2 separate regions of the Homo sapiens genome follow, and region 2 is linked to region 1. A link is an interaction called in ENCODE POLR2A ChIA-PET data of the cell type or tissue named here. Cell type or tissue: K562. All regions are shown on one strand. Each heading gives the region's core, and the rest is flanking DNA. Links, peaks and the distances in the headings are about the cores only.

Region 1 (2,924 bases), core at 218-2,717:
TTTGAAGCTTATTTCTCTCAAGATTTAACTATGAAATATAATTGATAGGTATGTGTTATCATTAGTATACTTAGTTAATTTAAACCAATAAGATGTTAAAATGCTTTGTGTTTTATTAGGATCCCCAGAGTGGTTAAAAATATGATTTAAAATGCAAGCTAAATTTAGATAAAGCCATTCAGTATTGTGGAGTTTTTTCCTAAAAATATAAATCCAGACCTCTGGATATATAATTTACAGTCAAACTTACTTAATTGAAACATTCTCATAATTGTGGTAATATTCAATTGATTGTTACTACGATTAATTGTAAAATAATAAAGAGGGAATAAAAAGCATCTCTGACAATTTGGGAGGCAGAGGATGAGAGAGGCAAAATAATGCTCCCCTAAAGATGTCTACCTCCTAATCCCCTGAACCGAAACTGTGAAGGTAACAGGTTACAAGGCAAAGAAGAATTAAGGTTGTAGATGCAATTAAGGATGCTAATCAGCTGACATAGCAAGATTATCTAACTGAGCTCAATGTAATCACAGGGTCCTTTTTCATTTTCTTTCTTTTTTTTTTTTTTTTTTTTTGAGACGGAGTCTTACTCTGTTGCCCAGTCTGGAGTGCAGTGGCACGATCTTGGCTCACTGCAACCTCCGCCTCCCAGGTTCAAGCAATTCTCCTGCCTCAGCCTCTTGAGTAGCTACGGATTACAGGCGTGCACACACCCAGCTGATTTTTGTATTTTTAGTAGTCTCACCATGTTGGCCAGGCTGGGCCACAAGGGTCTTTTAAAGTAGAAGAGGGAGAGACAGAAGGGCTTGGCCCAATGTTTCTGGCTTTGAAGATGAAGGAAAGCAGCCATGAACCAAGGAAAGGCGGTGACCTCTAGAACCTGGAAAAGGAAAAGAAATGAATTCTCCTGTAGAGCCTCCAGAAGAAATACGGCCCTATTGACACCTTGATTTTAATTTATTGAGACTTGTCAGACTTCTGACTGATCCAACTGTAAGATAATAAATTTGTATTGCATATAGTACTAGTTTTTGGTAATTTGTTACAGTAGTGATAGGAAACTAATACGGAACATAAACAGAAGAGAGAAAGAGAGAGAGAGAGTATGTGTGGTTGGGGCAGAAGGTCACAGTGGGGAGAAAGCAGCAGAAGATACAACTAGAGGCTGAGGTAAAGGGCAGGTTTTGAGGAGTCTTCTATTCCACATATTTAGCTTCAGCCTGTCAGGCCACAGGAAGTCAACAGAGAAGCAGAGTCATGACAGAAAGACCTGATCTGAGAGATGTTCTCAGGAAAGACTGAGGCACTTGATGACTGATTGAATAGGGGGAATAAAAGACTGAGGGACTCATAAATGACTCCTACATCGGCCTCTGGATGACTGAAGAAATAGTCTGTAGAAAGAAACGGGGAAGGAGAAAGGGGTATTATTTGTAGAACTGTTGCTAGAAAAGAATTTAGAGGTTATCACTCCAGTAAAAACCAGAGCCAGAGCTAAAAGCCAGTCTCCCCACCCTGCATGCCTACCCCAGGGCTCATACCCTTCTCACTTCCTGTCAGTGGTATCCAGTTGGAGTTGGTAGGTCCAACACATGAAAATGTTTCACGAGTGGGATATAAAATTAAGTAAAGGGAATGTCTCTTTGGTGTACAGGGAGTGGCTCATATAATGCTGGAAACTATTTCAAATTGGAAATCATCTTAGCAAATGGGTTTGTTTTCCACATTTGAGAAGTTTAAAAATGAATGTTCTCCTGTATCTTGGGATAATAGAAGGCAGACACAATAACATCCTAGGGTAACATTCTGCCATTTTATTAGCTGAGTGTCAACACTTTTCTTGACGATATTGTTGACCTGAAAAGTGACTATCAAGCTGATATTGGATTCCTAAGATTGGGATGATGATAATAGCTACTTATTTATTTATTTATTTGTTTGTTTGTTTGTTTATATAAGACAGGGTCTCACTGTGTCACCCAGGCTGGAGTGCAGTGGTGCAGTCACAGCTTACTGCAGCCTCGACTTCATGGGCTCAAGTGATCCTTCCACCTCAGTCTCCCAAGTAGCTGGGACTACAGGTACGAGCCTCCATGCCTGGCTAATTTAAAAAAATATATATTTTTGTAGAGACAGGCTCTCCCTATGTTGCCCAGGCTGGTCTCAAACTGCTGACTTCAAGGGATCCTCCCACCTCAGTCTCTCAAAGCGGTAGGATTACAGGTGTAAGCCACCATGCCCAGTGCATCATAGTATTTTTTAGTTTGTATAGCACTTGTGATTGGCCAAGAATTTTTCTCATACACTGAATCCATGGGAAGGAGAGGCTCAGAGCTACAGAGTTAATTTTCACATTGGCAGAGAATCCCTTTGGGTGAATGTGCCAGCCTTGTACAAGATTAACAAATTCGTTTCAACATAGATGATTACACACTGCTTTCTTAAATATATATACCTATACATATATAATTAAGGCAAAATTCCAATTGATTACAAGTAAGTGAAAAAAAAAAGTTATATATGACTGAGCGAATTGAGCCGTGACTGCCTCTGGTATTGTATTTGATTCCCAGGATTTTCTTTGTGCAGTAGTTTCCTACTCTGTCACTAAGGGCGTCTGTTGATGGATTGGTTTCCTCATATGCATGGACTGCAAGGCATTAATATAGGGCATATTATACATTGCAAGTTGTTTGCCTTTGGGGCCAGTAGGCAATAACATTTTGAAAGCTGCAAGACTGGGGAGATGAAGGAATGATGCCAAGGTTAACAGGCTGTGCATGAATACATTTGACCCCTATATGAGGGGGCTCACAAAGCCTCCTTTTGACTGTCTTTGTTTTCTACAGCCTGGATACTGGGAAAAACCACAAGGGTAAGCTATTAGACTGTTTTCTTCATAATTTTATTCCAAACTTCAG
Region 2 (2,924 bases), core at 122-2,621, 220 kb after region 1:
CTCAAAACCCTTCAGTGTCTTCCCACCTCTTCCATAGGCCCTACAGGATCCACCTGCTACTCAGGTGTGACTTCCAACTTCATCTATTCTCTTTCCATCTCTTACTTCATTCCAGCTACATGGACTTCCCTGAACTTCCTCAAACAAACCAAGTGTGCTCCTGTCTCATGGCATTCATATTTGCTATTATCTGAACCTGGAATCTCTTTTCCTCAGACATTTGAATAGCATACTCTCTTATATCCTTCAAGTCTTTAACTCAAGCATTATCTAAGTAGGCTTTCGTGGTCACCCTATATTAAACTGTCTTTGTGAACCTTGGAAAATTCCTTATGTACCTTTCCTGCTTCGTTTTTCTCCACAGTGCTGATCACGATGTTTTTTTATTAGTGGTTTCTCCTCACAGGACAATGGAAGTCCCATGACAGTAGGGCTTTTTGACTGTTTTTAGTCCCAGTTTTGTAAGCCCGCAGGTTAGAACACTACCTAGAATACTGTGAGTGCTTAGTAAATGTTCATTCAATGAATGAATGAAGAATCACTGACCCCCAACAGTCATTTACCAATATCACATTTGAGAAATTATGTTAGAATAACTATCTGCTATAAACAGTTTCTAAATACTTATACTACTTAAGTCCTCAAGATAGAAACATGGGAGAAAAGTCCAGAAAACAATAATTGCACTTTTATTTTCTGTTTCATTAAGATCTTTCTTGAGACTAAATTGAAAATAAGTGTTTAATGTCTAAAAGTGAGACACACCTTATAAATGTAAAGATGTAGCAGCAAGAGTATCACTTGGGAAATTGTTAGCATTTATTCAAACCTCAACCCAGACCTAATAAGTCATGAACTATGGACATGGGGCTCAGCAATCTGTTTTAATTGCCCTCCAAGTTAATTCTGAGGCATGCTATAAGCATTGTTTTGCTTTCCAGGTGGGGTCTTGCTCTATCACCTAGGCTGGAGTACAGTGGCACAGTTATGACTTTACTGTAGCCTTGACCTCCCAGGCTCAAGTGACAGTCCAACCTCAGCTCCAGAGTAGCTGAGACTACAAGCACATGCCACCACAACTGGCTATTTTTTATTCTGTATGTAGAGACAGGGTCTTCCTACATTGCCCAGGCGGGTCTCACTATGTTGCCCAGGCTGGTCTCAAACTCCCGGACTCAAGTAACCCTCCCACCACGCTAGGATTACAGGTGTAAGCCACCACACCCGGCCACACTGAAGTATTAGGGAAAATCCAGCACACCTATGCTGTTAAAAGCCTATTCTTACCTCTGATGAAGGAGCTGATCCAAACGATGTTAAGGGCTTATTCCATGCACTGACTGAAGGTGGCTGTGGTGGACTAATGGGACCTACTGGAAAGAAGAAGCCATAAAAAACATGATTAAGATTTAGAGTCTAATAATCTCTAACCCATTTAACCCTTTCCTTAATCTCCTACTGTGTAGCTATTACTAGCCAGGGAATAAAACAATCACTTTTCAAATCAGACTTACAAAGATTATTATGTATCAACATACAGGCATACCCCAGAAACATTGTGGGTTCAGTTCCAGACCACTGCAATAAAGCAAGTATTGCAATAAAGCAAATCACACTAATTTTCTGGTTTCCAAGTGCATATCAAAAGTTATGTTTACATTATACTACAGTCTAATAGGTAATAGCATCATGTCTTAAAAAAGATGTATACTTTTTAATTTTAAAAAAACTACCGCTAAAAAGGAAGCTAATCATCATCTTAGCCTTTGAATTGTACTTTTTTTGCTGGTGGAATCTTGCCAGTGGAGATGTTGATGGCTGCTAACTGACTAGGATGGTGTTTGCTGAAAGCTAGCATGGCTGTGGCAGTTACTTAAAATAAGACAACAATGAAGTCTGTAACATCAACTGACTATTCCTTTCATGAATTCTCTGTAGCATGTGATACTGTTTACCCATATGGTAGAACTTCTTTCAAAACTGGAGTCAAATCCCATTGTTTAATCAACTAAGTTTATGTAATATTCTAGATCCTTTGCTGTCATTTCAACAATGTCCACAGCATCTTCACCAGGAGATTCCATCACAAAAAACAACTTTCTTTGCGTCAGAGTTATTTCCTCCACTGATGTCTTGAATTCCTCCAAGTCATCCATGAGGGTTACAATCAACTTCTTCCAAACCCCTGTTAATGTTGATATTCTGACATCCTCCCATGAATCACTAATGTTCTTAAAGGAGTCTAGAATGGTAAATCCTTTCCACATGGTTTTCAAATTTCTTTGCCCAGATCCATCAGAAGAATCACTGTGTATGGAGGTTGCAGCCTTAGAAAATGTATTTCTTAAATAACAAGTCTTGAAAGTCAAAATACTCCTTGATCCATGGGCTGCAGAATGGATGCCATGTTGGAAGGCATGAAAACAACATAAATCTTCCTGTATATCTTCATCACAACTCTAGGGTGACTAGGTGCCCTGTCAACAAGCTTATATTTTGAAGGAAAGCTTTTGAGCATTTTTCCCCCTGAGCAGTAGGTCTCAACAGTGGGCTTAAAAATAATAGGTATGGGCCAGGCATGGTGGCTCACACCTGTAATCCCAGCACTTTGGGAGGCCGAGGTGGGTGGATCACCTGAAGTCAGGGGTTCGAGACCAGCCTGGCCAACATGGCAAAACCCCGTCTCTATGAAAAATACAAAATTAGCCAGGCATGGTGACGTGTGCCTGTAGTCCCAGATACTCAGGAGGCTGAGGCAGGGGAATTGCTTGAATCCGGGAGGCGGAGGTTGCAGTGAGCTGAGATTGAGCCACTGCACTCCAGCCTAGGTGACAAGAGTGAAACTGTCTCAAAAAAAAAAAAAAAAAAAAAAAAAAAAAAACAAACTTGGTATGCCATTTTGTAAACAGATGTGATGTCATCTA

What was found. Peaks named below come from ENCODE experiments on the same cell type or tissue, not always from the same donor. Only the 100,000 strongest peaks of a DNase experiment are listed, where the experiment ranks them.
Region 2: POLR2A ChIA-PET joins it to region 1 with 5 read pairs; 2 of 35 experiments call an interaction of 5 or more read pairs at or near these places.

Annotation. Positions count from the first base shown.
Region 1 is chr1:171,775,960-171,778,883 of GRCh38, reverse strand. No RefSeq gene overlaps it. Among named protein-coding and RNA genes, the nearest start is that of METTL13, 4.2 kb to the left of the region's middle. In K562, for the core only: no CTCF peak of the experiment used is centred there; a DNase peak (open chromatin) is centred at 1,265.
Region 2 is chr1:171,559,467-171,562,390 of GRCh38, reverse strand. PRRC2C (proline rich coiled-coil 2C) reads right to left here. Exons shown (of 35, transcript NM_001387844.1): 20 at 1,288-1,373. Among named protein-coding and RNA genes, the nearest start is that of MYOCOS, 61 kb to the left of the region's middle. In K562, for the core only: no CTCF peak of the experiment used is centred there; no DNase peak of the experiment used is centred there.